Regions from separate parts of the Homo sapiens genome. Here region 1 is linked to region 2. The links are chromatin loops, found by intact Hi-C in ENCODE. Cell type or tissue: ovary. All regions are shown on one strand. Each heading gives the region's core, and the rest is flanking DNA. Links, peaks and the distances in the headings are about the cores only.

Region 1 (8,329 bases), core at 125-8,124, 110 kb before region 2:
TGAAGCTCCTCTTTCATTTTTTCCAGTGAACGAGTTTCAGCAGGTGTTGAGAAGTCTGAGGCAGCAATGGGTGAGCTGCCATGAGACAGTGTATGTCTGGTGTCTAATTTGATTGACTTGTTTTCGTGTCCATGAGAACTTGGAGCCAGGAATAAAAAGCACAAGCGGCAGAGATGACAGCTCCTTGCCACATGTCCCACCTCTCTCCACTCCAAGGGTTCACTCTATAGCCACAGAGAGATGGGAAAGAAATGTGTCAAAGAATTCATGTCAGACACACATGGAGTGGGAGATTGTTTTTGATTACTTGTTTGTTTGTTTGTTTGTTTGTTTGTTTTTTGTGAGACAGAGTCTTGCTCTGTCTTCCAGGCTGAAGTGCAGTGGTGCAATCTCAGCTCACCACAAGCTCTGCCTCCTGGGTTCAAGAGATTCTCCAGCCTCAGCCTCCCTCGTAGCTGAGATTACAGGTGTGCACCACCACGCCTGACTAATTTTTGTGCTTTTAGTAGAGACATGGTTCCACCTTGAGGGCCAGGCTTGTCTCGAACTCCTGACCTCAGGTGATCCACCCGCCTCAGCCTCCCAAGGTGCTGGGATTACAGACGCCCGGCCTGTTGTTGATTATTTCTGAAAAGCCTCAGAAAAACCTCTTCCCCAAACTAGCCACCATAAGGCAAGATGGTGATTTATTAAGCATGAGTTGGACTGGCTTAGCTCTCCTGGTTGGCTAAAATTGGCCAGAAAAATAAAGTAATTTGTGGTTGTCAGATTCTAAATTAAATGATTCAAATACTACTGTGGCTGATTAAAAGGCTTTATTCAATTTCCTCCTGACCACATGCTCTCCTGTGAGACCAGGAGATACTGTTTCTAGAAGAAATGCACTATTTGGAGCCTGTTGATCTAATCTAATGGATGGTGGTTATTAAATATGGTCTCCCTACTTTTTTCTAAATGAAAGGTGAGACTAAAGAAGGAGGAAGAAATGACTCCCTGTTTGTTTAACTATGAATGATTCTCTCTTGCCAGGTTTCTGGGTAGCAGCCTCTACAGTGAACCAGGGTGGATACCTAAGACATTTTTAAGTACCCTTAAAAGACCTCTAGGCAACCATAACAAAGGTCAACAAATGAAACTCAAGCATGAATAAACAGGAAGAAGAGTCTAGGATTGTAGCCGACCATCTAATGGTGCAGTGCATCACCCACGGTACCCGCTGAAGGGACAGTCTTGTGCCGGCCATCTCAGTGCCCTCCCTTCTTGGCCTTGCTGATTAGACCCCAAGGGAACCAGGACACAAGGCGGCCAATCCAGAGATGTATCATGTGCCCTGGCGGAAGACAGATGAGCTGGCTTAGGAACATGAATGAGGAACTCCAGCAATGAGGAGGTTAGCAGCTGATGCAGGCATTGAAAGGGGGAGAGAAAGAGGTCAGAGAGAGACCACGTGACTCTGGGAGAGCGCTGGAGTAACCAGCTGGCCCCTAGAGTGGGCCTTACTCTGGTCCAGGCTCTGTCTGGACCAGTTTGTTGCACTCATCTTGAAAGCAAGCTCAGCCCTTCTTCTTTTTAAAAAAAATTTTATTTCTTTACTTTTTTTTGAGACAGGGTCTTGCTCTGTCACTCAGGCTGGAGTGCAGTGGCACTAGCAAAGCTCGCTGCAGCCTCAACTTCCTGGGTTCAAGGGATCCTCCCACCTCAGCCTCCCAAGTAGCTGGGACCACAGGCAAGTACCACCATGCTCATCTGATTTTTATTTGCTTATTTTAAAATTTATTTTATTTTTTTCTGAAATAGGGTTTCACTCTGTCACCCAGGCTGGAGTGCAGTGGCACCATCTCCACTCACTGCAACCTCTGCCTCCCAGGCTCAAGCGATTCTCCTGCCTGCCAGGTGAGTAGCTGGGACTTCAGCCGCGCATGACCAGGCCTGGCTAATGTCTGTATTTGTAGTAGAGATGAAGTTTTGCCAAGTTGGCCAGGCTGATCTCAAGCTCCTGGTCTCAAGTGATCCTCCCACTTCGGCCTCCCAAAGTGCTGGGATTACAGGTGTGAGCCACTGCTCCCAGCCTGCAGCCCTTCTTAAGGTGGCCTAAGCAGGACTCAAAGGAGCCCAGCTGACCCCAGGAATCAACAGAAGATTTTCAGCAGGAACCACAGAGCAGTTCACCACCATATAAAACACAGCGGCTTTTGGAGAGTGAGTTGTGTAATCTACAAGGGATATCATGAGGCCAGACCACGGGGCAGGAAATGGCCCTTTGACCAAAGCAAGGAGGAGGATGGCAGTCTCTGGGGAAGAATGGGGCTCACCTCCCTGCGGCCACCTCCCACTAACCTCACCTCTATGCTTCTGTCTCTGGAGGAAAGGATGCCACAGCCTGGCCCTCCTACCCCAGGCCAACAGACAAGGGGGCTCACAGAAGCGAAGCTTGCTTTGAACTCCAAGTACCTCCAAGGTCTGGTAAGACAGCATGACCTTGGACCTTGGAAGGGAGCACAGATGGAAACACACCCAGGCCCTGGCTTGGCCCATCGATAGGTGCAGGATCCCTCATCTGGGATTCCCTTGGTTTATTGAATGAATTTGTTTCCATTTACACTTTGGTTTTAGCCAGTGTATATTTTTCATTATGTTAAGAATTGGTCTCATGTAGTGAATAAGGCCATAGGCCTTGGTGCCAGGCTGTTGGGTGAGTTTCTGGCCCTGCTACTTACTGTGTGGCCGTGACCTAGTCACTTAGCCTCTCAGTGCCTCAGTTTACGCATCTGTAGAATGGGAACAATCTGCCTCTCCCTAGTGTCATTGTTTGTGAGATTAAAGGATCTGTCTGTCCTGTGCCACGGCTTGCAACAGATTCTGCCCATGTCAATATCAGCTTGATGGTTTATTGGACATTTGTGTTTCTTTTCTCTTCTTTTTCTTTTCTTTTCTTTCTTTTATTTTTATTTTTATTTTTATTTTTTCTTGAGACAGAGTTTTGCTATTGTCACCCAGGCTGGAGTGCAATGGCCTGATCTTAGCTCACTGCAACCTCAACCTCCGCCTCCTGGGTTCAAGTGATTCTCCTGCCTCAGCCTCCTGAGTAGCTGGGATTACAGGCGCCCGCCACCACATCCAGCTAATTTGTGTATTTTTAGTAGAGACGGGGTTTCACCATGTTGGCCAGGCTGGTCTCAAACTCCTGACCTTGTGATCTGCCCACCTCAGCTTCCCATAGTGCTGGGATTACAAGCGTGAGCCACCGCGCCCGGCCCTTGTGTTTCATTTCAAATGCTTCTGTCCCGGCCCTTTGACCGTTTTTTTATGGGGGATGTTTTTCCGGTTGACAAGTAGGAGTTCTTAACCGCCAGCGCCCTCCTCCGTCTGCGCTGCGCAGCTGAGGCCCGTACAACCTGCAGGGGGCGCCCGGGGCTCGCGCTGCCTCGACGCGGTGGCCCGTGGGTGTCCGGGCCGGAGAACTCCAGATCCGAGTGCGTCCTCTTGGTCCACGAGCCTCCTCCCTCTCCCTTACCCAAGGACAGTGAGCTGGAGCGCGGGCGGCTGGACGCGTAGCGCAGCCTTCGCAACGGGTCTTTTTTCGTCCCACTTTTTATGGGACCTTGGGCTTCCAAACCGACGTTGGATGGTTTGTCAGCGGATACTTTCACCGCCCACAGCAAACTTGCAGAGCCAAGCGGGCTGTTCTCCGGAGGCTCTCGGAGGACGCCCCCTGCCAGCTGCCGGCATCTGGGGGAGAGGGACAGCATTTGGGGTGGGAAATGAAGTTCTGGTTTTGCACATTTACTGGCCTACACTGGCGTCTCACTGTGACCTAGAAACTGGAGATGGAGGCTAGGGGTGGGAGTTGAGGAGCCAGAGGCTGTGGGGCGGGGGTTCCCACTGGGATCGGTTGGTGGGGTCACCAAGCAACAGCTCCCCATCAGGCAGAGGCCTTAGACGGCAGCATCATGGGCGACGGATGGAGACCATGGGATTCAGGGGCCTGAGAGGGAGGCAATGGGATGGCCACAGAATGCAGCCAGAAATGAAGGGACAAAGAAATCCCTGGGGCTGCAGACCAGTGGCCTCTGTGGTGGCCAAGGGTGAGGGAGACACAGGGCGCTAGGTATGGCAGAGGTGCCACCCTAAAGGCCAAGACTGTACAGGGCTGGACCTGGCAGCACCCGGAGAGGGACCAAGGAAGTTTGTGATCTGGACGATGACATAGGTCGTTCTTACCCATCACAGTTACCCAAGATGAAGGGAGGTCCCTGAGCTGAGAAAAGGGCTGGGCGCCTGCCTGTAATCCCAGTGCTTTGGGGGGCCGAGGTGGGAGGCCAGGAGTTCAAGCCTGCAGTGAGCCATGATCATGCCACTGTACTCCAGCCTGAGTCACAGAGTGAGACTCTGTCTCTAAAAAAAAAAAAAAGAAGAAGAAGAAGAAGAAAAAAAAAACAGACTGGGCGTGGTGGCTCCAGCCTGTAATCCCAACCCTTTGGGAGGCCAAGGCTGGCAGATGGCTTGAGCCCAGGAGTTCAAAACCAGCCTGGGCAACATAGTGAGACTCTGTCTCTACAAAAAATGCAAAAATGAGCCGGGCGCAGTGGTGTGCACCTGTGGGCCCAGCTACTTGAGAAGCTGAGGCGGGAGGATGTTTTGAGCCTGGGAGGCTGAGGTTGCAGTGAGCCAAGATCGCCCATTGCACTCCAGCCTGGGAAAAACTGGGGAGAGAAAAAGTGAGCCAAGCCCCAGAGCAAGGGCTGGGAAGGGAGAACAGCAAGCAGGAGCCTCAAAAACTGGGGCGGTGGGGACGGGGGGTGTGAAGGGGGTGGGATTGTTCAAAGGCACAGGAGCAGTGGTTTCCAGGGATACTGGGGGGTCTGGAGAAGGGACAGCAACTCCCAGGAGATGTGGGGAAGCTGTGGCCAGCAGGGGACAGCTGCAAAGCAGGAGATGGAAGGCTGAGGATGTGTCTGTAACAGATGGCCCCTGCTTTCCAGGGCGTGGAGGACAGCACTTGGGGAGTGGGTGAGAAGACAGGAGACTTCAGTGGGTGGGAGGACAAGATGGGGTGACCAAGAGTGTGAGGGTGGAAGTCTGGACAGGACCCTGGGCTCATCACATGGGCCTCCGGGCAGAACCAGGGCAGCAGAGCCTCCACTCACAGCCTGGACACCAGCCTCTCCTTGGAAGAACCCATCTCCTATTAAGAACCCTGTGGCACAGTGGATCATGCCTGTAATCCCAGCACTTTGGGAGGCCGAGGTGGGCGGATCACCTGAGGTCAGGAGTTGGAGACCAGCCTGGCTAACACGGCAAAACCCCATCTCTACTAAAAATGCAAAAATTAGCCGGGCATTCTGGGCGCCTGTAATCCCAGCTACACGGGAGGCTGAGGCTGGAGAATCACTTGAACCTGGAACCTGGGAGGTGGAGGTTGCAGTGAGCCAAGATCGTGCCATTGCACTCTAGCCTGGTCGACAAGAGCGAAACTCCATCTCAAAAACAAAAAACAAAAAACAAAACCAACAACCCTGCACTATGACGGGTCCTTAAGGAGTGAGTCATGGGCTCTCACTGCACACCAAGGAGCCCCACATGTGAAAATGCTTCTAGAAACATTGAGTGCTTGTAAAGACCTACTGCTGGGCATATTGGCCCTATTAGAGGGAACATTTTATCACACGAAGGCACAGGTAGGTTGTTTCATGGTAATTGCTTTCCTAAACCATAGAGAAAAACGCATCACAAACCCAGCACAGTTAACTAAAGTGGTCACATTCCTCTTCTTTGATTTAAAGCTATTTAGAAATATTAGCAACTGACTTTGCCTCCAGGTTGTCGGTGCTTTTTTTTCTCGACTGTAACTTTTTCTTTTGAATCCCATGAAATATCCTGAGTACACCAGGAGGGAGGAATGAAAATATGTTTGCATTTCCAGCTCTGCAGCCAACTGCTACTCAGACAATACCCTCAATGTGTAACCTGGGAGTTTAATATTCTCAAATATTTATAATTACGCAGAAACAGCCCGAAGAAATGTTCAGCTTCTTCACAGCTGGATAATTATCTACATTCAATGTTCACAACCTCAGAGCTGCTTCTCAGAGTTTGGGGTGCCTCTCTGCCACTTGGGCATGCAGAGTACATGGGTTCTGTGGGCAGATTCCTAACGGGGCATAGAAGTGGCATGGGGAGATCCCATGCCAGCGTGCTCTCTCTCTCTCTCTCAAGAGTCCTGCTCTGTGGTACAGGCTGGAGTGCAGTGGTACAATCATTGCTCACGGTAGCCTCGAACTCCTGGGCTCAAGCAGTCCTCCCACCTCAGCCTCCCGAGTAGCTGGGACCACAGACGCATGCCACCGCACTTGGTTATTATTTTTTAAAATTTCAATAGGTTTTGGGGGAACAGGTAGTGTTTGGTTACAAGGATATGTTCTTTAGCGGTGATTTCTGAGATTTTGATGCACCCATCACCCAAGCAGTCTACACTGTACCCAATGTGTAGTCTTTTATCCCTCACGCCTCTCCCATTTTTTTTTCGGACTAATTAAAAAAAAATTTTTTTTTTCGTAGAGACGAGATCTTACTTTGTTGCCTAGGCTGGTCTTGAACTCCTGGCCTCAAGCAATCCTCCCACCTCAGCCTCCCAAAGTGCTGGGATTACAGGGGGAAGAAAGGCTCAATCATTCCCAGCAAATTCTGTAATGGACCCATGAATAAAGTCCTACATTGAAGAGTCCCTGCGGAAGTGTCTCATGGAGTCCCAGATGCTCCCCACAAAAGGATGCTGTGGTCAAAGCAGCGCTGCCTCTGTCTGCCTTTGGAGAGGCACCATGCATTCTGCTATTCATACATTTTCTCCTTGCCTGGCATCTCTCCTGCTGCTCCCTCTGTTCCACGCATATTTCCAGAAGAATATCAAGAAAACTATTTTTCCTGCATAATTACCCGCCTCCTCTCCACCCACCTCCACACATCTTTTCGGCTTTGACGTGGCAGCTGCTCTGATTTCTTTAAGTGGACTGCATTCTGCATTTACCAGGCAGGTGGAATTCTATGAAGGGAGCCTCCAGCCGAGGCTGGGAGTGAGGGCCCTGGGCATGATCATCCCTCCCTGCACCAGACCTGCGGCTCCCCTGTCTGCATTGAGGTCCTCCTTCCCACAGTCCCTGGGGCACAAAGCTATTGGTTCCTGAATGAGTGTCACCAACCAACTGCCTGGTCCTCCTTCTCCCAAGCCCAGGCTGCCTCAGTCCTGACTCTGTGACCTGAAAGGAAATTCCTCTTTAGTGAGATCAGCTAGCATCTTCTCAGTTGTAGCTTTCAGAACAGTAGACCCAAACTAGCACAAACTAAAGAGAATGGGCTGTCCCATGGAACCAAACAGTCTTGAAGCCCCAGCTGAGGTTCAGGCGGGGCACTGTCGCTGCTGCTCTGGAATTCTTTCCACCTGCCTGCCTTGGGCTATGGGCTTCATCTCCAGGCCAGCCATGCCCAACACAGCAAAGGGTTCAAAGATGTGCCAAACCCTGGTTCACGCTCTGACTGCCTGGAAGAGCCAGCAGTTCCTTCTCCAGGTGGCTTCTACAAATTATCAAGAAAGCATCTTCCCTTGCTGGGTGTGGTGGCTTACACCTATAATCCCAGCATTTTGAGAGGCTGAGGCCGGTGTATCACTTAAGGTCAGGAGTTTGAGACCAGCCTGACCAACATGGCAAAACCCCATCTCTACTAAACATACACAAATTAGCTGGACTTGGTGGCAGGCACCTATAATCCCAGCTGCTTGGGAGGCTGAGGCAGGAGAATTGCTTGGACCTGGGAGGCAGAGGTTGCAGTGAGCCGAGATCATGCCAGTGCACTCCAGCCTGGGCAACAGAGTAAGACTCTGTTTCTAAATAAATAAATAAGAAAGCATCTTCCCAGGTGCCCATCAAAAGTCCTGTGGGTCTTATTGGTCCCAATTGGGTCTGGTGCCCATCCCTTAGCCAACCACTGTGGCCAGGTGGCTGGGACATGCTGATGAATGTCAGTCTATCAAGGCCTGTCCCTGAAGCTGGGAGAGGGTGAGAAGTCCCTGAGCTGTATGGGGGAAGAAAGGACACCCAAATCAAATGTGGAATACTGGACCAACGGAAGTGGGAATGGACAGCAGAAGATCTTGGAAGTGAATGTTCACTTCTCTGTGTAACTTGCAATTGAGTCCCCTCACCTTCTGCCTCTGAGAAGCAAAGACCAACCTCTTTCTTTGTGCACCTCAAGAGGCAGTTTTCTAAGCAGGGTCCTTGCCTGTCTCGTGGACTTGCTGTATCCCCAGCACCAAGGACACCGACTGGCCAATGAG
Region 2 (8,329 bases), core at 144-8,143:
ATCTAATCCAACCACTACTGTAGTCTAACCCATGGGCCAGCTTCTGTCCCTTGATAAATGTGACTTAGAACAACCATATTGAATTAGGAGCTGATTATATCTGATTTGCCCTGTAACAGGGTTAGGTCCATTTCCTGGGATATAGCAGAAGGGCCTGATGGTCACCAAGCTAATCCATAATTATCGTTTAAAATTACAGCCCAAATGGGTCATGCTGGCAAGGTCAGGGGGACACCCTGGCAGAGCTGGGCTGGACTCAACAAGAAACCTCACAGCTTCCAGCACCTCCACAAAGCCCTTAACCCTTACCCAGGACCACATCACCCCCGACACGTATTTGAGGGTGGTTCCTTCTAGAGGCCACTTGGCAGAGGCAGGAAGTGGGACTAGGAGGCTCTGTGGCAGGATGGATTGAGAACAGCACTGGTTTTAGAGTCAGACAGACCTGGGTTCAAATCCCAGCTCCTCCACTGTGATCTTGGTAGCATGCTTTACCCCTCTGGGCCTCAGTTTCCTCATCTGTAAAATGGTGACTACAATAGTAGCTGCCCTGCTATGGAGTAGAGTGGAGAGGTGTGGTGACATCCACACTGGTGCCTGGGGAGGCATGAGGCTACGGAGAGAAGCTGGGCCCAGGCCAACTTGGCCTTAGCCCTGAGACAAGGCAGGGCTTTGGGTTTATCGTGGATGTCACTGATGTACTGTGTTTATAGCAAGGGGCTCCTCTCTGGACATGATCACTACTGAAGCAAAGTCCATACCTGGCCACTGCTGCAGTCTTCCAAATGATGAGGACGAGGCAACCTGGCAGTCCAGGCGAGCAGCAGCTGATTGGGTTCCAAGTCATCCAGGAAGAATGGCCAGTGGGGGGTCTGACCATCATTCTTCCTTCCTCCCCACCCACTTGCCCCTACATTGCATCAGCTGCCTCTAGGGAGCCTGGGCCTCAAGGCTCCTTCTTTGTGGGTGTCCACAAGATGGGATGGATGGCACTTGGCTCTTGAAGGGGACCCCACAGGCCTAGAAGGGGTCCCTACTTCCCTCCATTCCAGGCAGCAGATGTACTGGGGGCGTGGGGACAGCAGAGTTGTTCTCTTTACATCCAAGGCCTGTGGGACCAGGGGCTGACATTCATAAACGAAGCACAGTGGTGAGTGGACATGCTATGGGGCACCAGACCATGGGGCAGTGGGGGTAAGAAGGTGGCTCCTCCTTCTCACCTCCTGACCTTCACCTTGAACCCAGAGCAGGAGCCAGGTAATAGGAGAAGCCAGAAGTCCCCATGTGGGGAAAATGGGACCTCACTGCACAGCCTAGCCAGTCCTGATTTTGAATCCTGAAGTGACCTCCCCCCAAGCCCACCCACAGGGACATTTTCTGGCTTCAGCATTTGAATGAGAGTCTGAGAACCCAGAGGTGTAGGCAGAGGCTGGGCGGGCCTGAGGAGGCCGGGAGGATTTGCTCTCTTTGTTCAGAGCCAACAACTACAGGCTCAGTGTTTTTAAATGTTTGAATCAACAGAGGGACTGTTTATCACTATTTTAAATAAGAAACGTAATTAAAGGTTAGTGAGTCCCCAGAGCTCCTGGCCACGATGTCAAAGGCTTCCTTGACCTGGAGCGGGGAACAGAATGAAAAGTGACCACAGACACACTCCACTTCGGTGTGCTCTGCCACAGATCCCGCCTGATGGGTGCTCCCACCAAGGCCCACAAAAGATTCTGTGGCTAATGGAATGGCATTTCACATAGGTCCACGTTTTTCTCATTCCTAGGTGGCTTTTCTTTCTAAACTTGGGAACATGGAGATTCTATTTTAAGAGCATGAATTACTGTCCAATTTTAATGTAACTAATGCAAACCAAAAACCAACTTTGAACTGAGGAAAGGAAACAAAAGCAATTTATGGGATAATTTTGTGTTCACATCCCTCAAGATTACTTGAGAACACTTGTCTGATGCATTTATTTCTGGTCAAGAAAAGTGAATCGCCAGCTTTTTGGTGGTTTCTGGAGAACAAGGTGAAGGTTGGCCACATCAGCCTGGAAGACTCCAGCTCGGCCACCTCAGGCCAGGATCCTCCTCGGGGCTCAAAGAGGTAGTGTCAGGAAGGTAAAAATAGTGTGAGGGATTCGGCACCAGCTTTCTGACACATGGTTTTCTCATCCCGGGGACTGCCACGTAGGGCCCTCCTTTTCCAGCTATTCTAAGTGAAAAAGGAAAAAGTAAGGTTATTTGAGAACTACATAAAAACAGCGCTATATTTCAAGCACCTTTTCTGTGAACTTCCTCCCTTCCCAAGTGCTCTTTTTGGCTCTTCTTTCCTCACCAAGCCAAAAATGGGATAAGCCCCAAGCTTCTGTCCTTGACCCCCTTTTTCCCTCTGCCTGTTCTCCCTGAGAACATCCACAGCTGCAGCTCCAGCAGGGGCCCAGGTGGCCACAGCCCTAGCACATTCCAGACGCCCACCCACCTCTTGGACTCCCTCCCTCCCTCCCTCCCTGACGAAGCCCCAACATCCCAGAACCAGATTCTGCATCTCCCTCTGGAAGGCTGCCTTTGGGGCATATTCCTCCCTGTGGTTGTCATCCCCTGGCCTTGCCTGTCTGCAGGTGGCCAAGACTGTTTGACATGTGACCCAGGTCCCAGACCCTCTAGAGGCCACCTCTGGGGTGGTGCCAGGAGCAATAGAGGCTCACTGTAGGAGGCCCTAAGACGAAGCACTGCCACCAGGGGAGGGGGGAAGGCTTCCTGAAGAGACCACCCCCCGCCCCCGCAAAAGGCCAGAAGATGAGGAGGAGCTGACCAAGCAAGGCGTGGAATTCCAGGCTAGGGAAAGGCCCTCCCGGAGAGAGAACGGGACCAAGAAGGAAAGAGGAGAGCTCTAAGGACAGGATTGGCAAGAAGTGCGACAGGAGAGGAGGCAGATGTGGGGCATGGATTTTATCCTGGGGGCCATGAAAGAGTTCTCAGCGGGGAGGGTACCCAGGTGTGTACCTAGAAAGATCACTCTGGCTTCTGTATGGAGAACAAATGGAGGGCGCAAGGCTGAAGGACACCAGGGAGAGACAATGGGCTTGACCGGGGTGTTCCCCATCATCCCTCAGCCCCACAGCAGAACTCTACCTGGTTCCTGCTGGGTTTATACCTCCCAATCCCCACCAGCTCTCTGACCATTCAGATATCCAGGACAACAGTTGATGGATGAATTCACACTCCAGTGTTAAGAACAAATCATGGCAGCATCCACCTTGAATCCCTCTGGGACAGAGGAGGAGGCAGGTAAGAGGGAAGGGTGGTGGCTAGCAAGACTTCCCAACCCCTGGGGTGTTCCTCCCTTACCTATGGGTGCCTCCTGTGTATTAGAGAGCCCCATCGGTCAAAATGCTAACCAGGATGGGGCTGCAGATAAGTCTTGCTCACAGAATCTGTGCCACCCTCTGCTGTGTGACTGAGCAAGTCACTTATGCCCCTCCAAGCCTCAGTTTTCATCTCTGAGTACGGGATCAATAATACCTACCCTCCCCAGGCTGCTTAGGGGATGAAACAAGACGTTGTGCAGGGAATGCTCTGAACACAGTGCCTGGCACACAGTGGGTACCCCAAAACATTTTTTATATAATCATGTTGATGAAGATGATGATTCCAGTAAGCTATAGGCACTCACAACACACACGTGAGTTCACACAGCTTTTAAATTTCAAGTCTCCATCTTGCATTTTCGTTTTGTTTTCTTTTGTTTTACCACAAAGTAGCCTCATTGAGGCAATAATTCAAACAATTGGGAGCAGTTTCTCACAGCTCCTGCTGTGCCCCCTGGTGTGTACAAAGGGAATCGAACCTTCTGGTGATGGACATGCCCGCCTGGCTAGAAATCACTTTATTGATTCCACCGAGGTTCCTGGAATGCCTGTCAGGGACTGGGCCCTGTGCTTGGAGCTCAGGGGGCTCTACGCTGCCAGTACAAAGCCCCAGGGTGTGAGACTGAGGGGAGGGGGTTGGAAGCTTTAGAGCTGAGCCTTGGAGGAGGGGTGTCAGGTGGACCACCAGGGTGTTCCAGACACAGGGTACAGCATGTGCAAAGGCATGGAGGCGTGAAAGAGCATGGTATGTCCCAGGAACAGTGAAAGCTAGAGGTCGGGGCCATCACATCAAATCAGTGGGAGAAAGAGGGGCAGAAACGAGACTGAGGAGGGCAGGGCCTGGTCACTGGGGTCCTCAAGCCAGGCCAGGTAGAAGGATCGATCCTGGGGGTAGAGGGAGATCTGGAGATGCTGGACAAGGGCAGAATGAGCTCAGAGCTGCTGCTGGTGGGGATCACAGGCTTCAGCCCAATTAGGAGGGAAGGGGCTCAAAGCAGGCAAGACAGGAGGAGGCCCTGGTGGCGGTGACAGCCACGGAGGGGTTGGGAGTAGGGACTAGAAATGGACTCAAGAACTAGGAGTAATTGGCCTTGACTCTGGACAGGACACTTGGGGCTAAGGGAGGGGCCAAGGACAGAGTAGACAACTAGGGGCTACACCCGCTGAGGCTGGAAGGGCAGGGCTGGGCCGCCCAGGCCAGGCACACTGAGTTGAGGCACCCCTGGGACAGGACTCTGCTCCCTGCCTTCCCTCAACAACTTTCAGTCTGTTTTTCTCTCTTCTTTAACTGCCACAATAGGAAACCAAGATCTTTTTTATTGTTTGATATATTCCTCATTTTTAATTTAAAAAAAAGAGTAAGTGAAATGTTTTCTATTTCCTTCTCAAACAGAAAAGCAACATTACCTATACACATAGTCTCTCATGTATAGGAATGTCTAGATTTTACTTTTCCCTTGATGTATTTTTTTAAGACAGTTTAGGCACCGGGATGAAATTTAGAGCTGTCTGTCACCTTGGTGCTCAGCTAGCTGCCACTCAGGGTCACCCCTTAAGTGGGCCCAGGCTAGGGCGGCCACAGGCCTGAGCTCACCTGCCCCGTCTCAGGCTCATTGCTCAATGGCTTGAGGTGAACTGGGACATGACGGCTATGGGACTGAGATCTTCCCTCAAAGCCAGAGGGCACGCTTTAAACCCTGGAGATGATGACGTTTTGATAAAGTTTAAAAAAACTATTTCACTCTGCAAGACAAACAGCTAATAAAATAGAATCTTTTTTGGTAACCACCCATACACCAATCAATCTGTCACTCGAAAAACTAGTTCCCAAGAAGTGTGAAATGAGGCCACTCTGGAGTTCTGTGGGAACAGAGAGCCCCTGAAAAGCCTTCCTCTCGACCAGATTACAGTTGCCACCCAACAAAGGGAAAATCTCTGATTCTGAGCACAGGAAATACACAGCTAATTAGTTGCTCAATCAATACTGACTTTTGGAAGGTGAGCCATGAGGCTGGGGGTCACTGTTACACTGTTTATGTGCCCCCAGTCCACACTATCACCTATAATCCTGCCTCTTTTTTTTTTTTTTCCAATTCCAGCCCCCTTAGGAAAGATATATATATATGTAAGCATTTCCCACCCAGGGGGGCTAGCCAAGGGAGTGATGCCACAGGGGCCTCTTCTGCACTGCAGCCATTCAAGCAACAATTTAAAACAAAGGGTCATTCAACACCACCAACAAAAATCAATAGGACAAGCCTCAGTCATAAAACACATCTCTGTGCCCACCTGAGGCCACCATTGGAATGAGATTTCACCTCACTCACTGTCTCTGTATCTCCAGCTCTGCCTGATGGCCTCTTGTTTTTTCTATTTTCCCTTAGCTCTAATTCCCTATTTAAACAAACAAGCAAAAAAAGTCTCATATTGTACATAGGATACAGTTTAAGTTATCTTAAATCTTTTGGGGAACAAGAGAAAATAAATGATAAATAATCAGAACCTGCCCAAAGCAGCTGTGACTGAAGAATTCTGAATCCTGCTGCACTAAACTTAGAAGGAAAGCAGACAGCTACAAGTGCTAAATGATGAGCAGCAGTGTCTGCATGCAGTAGGCGCCTAATAAATGTCAATTAATTTGTTTTTTAAATGATGGAATCTGAAGGAACAAATAAGAGGAACTGGATAATAACTACTTTGAAAGAAATAAATGACAACAACAACAAAATACTGACAGAAACAGATCAGAAAAAATAATAGCTGTAATTCCACGGTGAAAATTATAAAAGAATTAGAAAACACCTGGAAGTAGTAATTGGCATTAACAGAAACAAATACAACAAAGAAATTAGTGATGTTGAGGATAAGGTAAGACATGAAACCTAAAATGTAGACAAAGAAAACAGAGGAGAAAATAACTGATTTGGAAAATGGAAAATGGTATCACAGCCCTAAAGTAGGCCTAGAAGAGAGAGACGAATGGATGAGGAACACATAAAGGAGACATCAGGAAAGAAATAATATAAGAAAAGTTTCCAGAAATGAAAAAACAGCTCAGCCTAGAACTAAAGAAAACACACTGTGCCTTTCAAATTCAACTCTGTGGGAAAGACATAAGCATTTCCTAGTGTAAATTTTGAATTATAAATTATCCAACAAGCTGAAGTGAAGGGAGATATGTTCTTCTGAAATTGGTAAGAATGACAAGAGAACTGACATCACAAATATTAAAGACAAAATGAGCCTCAAAAAACTGTGCAATTCTGACTGCACAAGTAGATTCTAACCACATCAGTTATGCTCCTAAACAAGACTTGTTCTCTGCAAGTAGGGGAAAGCAAAGTCTTCTAAAAATTGGGGGAAAGTTGTGCACAATTGTACTTTTTTAAAGCAAAGGAGAGTATCTGATTTTTACAAAAATATAAAAGACAAAAGCTATCTTATATAACAAGAAATTAGAATTAGAATGGACCAATTGAAGAAGAAAGAAAGAATAAGTGATCTGACAAAATGTAGTCACTCCCAAGAGTCCGCCTACACTCTAATATTCTCAAACCTGCTCCAATCCAGACCTCAACTCTGAGTTCTGGGTCTGAAGATCCAAATTCTGTCTGGACATGTCTATGCAAATGTCCCCCAACACCACAAACTCTGCCTTCACCCATTCACCCACCCCCACTGCCAGTGAGCAACTTCACTAGCCATACAGTTACCTGAACCAGGAGACCTCTGAATAAATTCCTGGTCCATTTTCCTTTTTGTTTTTTTTGTTTTTGAGACAGAATCTCGTGCTCTATCGCCCAGGCTGGAGTACAGTGGTGCTATCTCAGCTCACTGCAACATTGACCTCCTGGGTTCAAGCGATTCCCTGGCTTAGCCTCCTAAGTAGCTGGGACTACAGACTCACACCACCACACCCAGCTAATTTTTGTGTTTTTACTAGAGATGGGGTTTTACCATGTTGGCCATGCTGGTCTTGAACTCCTGACCTCAAGAGATCTGCCTGCCTCGGCCTCCCAAAGTTCTGGGATTACAGGCATGAGCCACCATGCCCAGCCTCCTGGTCCATTTTCATGTTACCCAGGTACCCCTTGGTCCCCATCCATTTGTATAAGTCTGTTTGGGCTACCATAACAAAATACCATAGACTGGGTGGCTTAAACAACCGAAATTTAGTTTCTTACAGGTTAGAGGCTAGAAGTCTGAGATCAATGTTCTGGCTGATTCAGTTTCTGGTAAGGGCTCTCTTCCGGGCTTGTAGACAGCCACCTTCTCACTAAGTCCGCATATGGCTTTTCCTTGGTATGTGTGAGCACTTTGGCATCTTTTTTTTTTTTTTTTTTTTCCCAGACAGCGTCTCATTCTGTCACGCAATCTCAGCTCACTGCAACCTCCGCCTCCTGGGCTCAAGTGTGCCTCAGCCTCCTGAGTAACTGGGACTACAGGCGCACATCACCATACCCGGCTAATTTTTGTCTTTTTAGTAGAAACAGAGTTTCGCGTGTTGGCCAGGCTGGTCTCTAACTCTTGGCCTCAGGTGATCCTCCTACCTTGGCCTCCCAAAGTGCTAGGATTACAGGCGTGAGCCACTGCACCTGGCCTGGCATCTCTTCTTATAAGAACGCTAATGTTATCAGATCAGGGGCCCATCCTTATGACCACCTTTAAACTTGATTACAAATGCTCCTCAACTTATCAGGGTTACATCCCTATATGCCCATTCTATGTTGAAAATACAGTTCCTTGAAAATGCATTTAATACACCTAAACTAGCAAACATTATAGCTTAACCTAGCCTACATTAAACATGTTCAAAACACTCACATTAGCTTACAGTTGGGCAAAATCATCTAACAAAGTCTGTTTTATAATAACTACTAACATTTTATAATAAAAAATTAAAATAATAAAAAGAAAAGGTCAAAATTCAAAGTACAATTTCTATGGAATGTCTATTACTTTTGCACC

Evidence for each region. Peaks named below come from ENCODE experiments on the same cell type or tissue, not always from the same donor. Only the 100,000 strongest peaks of a DNase experiment are listed, where the experiment ranks them.
Region 1: a loop joins it to region 2, with 4 times the contacts of the local background. A loop is called at or near these places in 74 of 110 quality-filtered maps.

Annotation. Positions count from the first base shown.
Region 1 is chr16:68,505,419-68,513,747 of GRCh38, reverse strand. It overlaps LOC105371321 (a long non-coding RNA gene), which reads left to right. Exons shown (of 4, transcript XR_933693.3): 3 at 1,030-1,390; 4 at 1,609-1,639. Among named protein-coding and RNA genes, the nearest start is that of ZFP90, 30 kb to the left of the region's middle. RefSeq lists an enhancer at 5,223-5,723. In ovary, for the core only: a CTCF peak has its summit at 3,389 (motif pointing right); a DNase peak (open chromatin) is centred at 3,417.
Region 2 is chr16:68,392,213-68,400,541 of GRCh38, reverse strand. All of the region lies in intron 1 of SMPD3 (sphingomyelin phosphodiesterase 3), which reads left to right. Among named protein-coding and RNA genes, the nearest start is that of SMPD3, 52 kb to the left of the region's middle. RefSeq lists enhancers at 393-1,020, 1,021-1,650, 2,232-2,732. In ovary, for the core only: a CTCF peak has its summit at 3,811 (motif pointing left); no DNase peak of the experiment used is centred there; H3K27ac peaks cover 2,894 bases.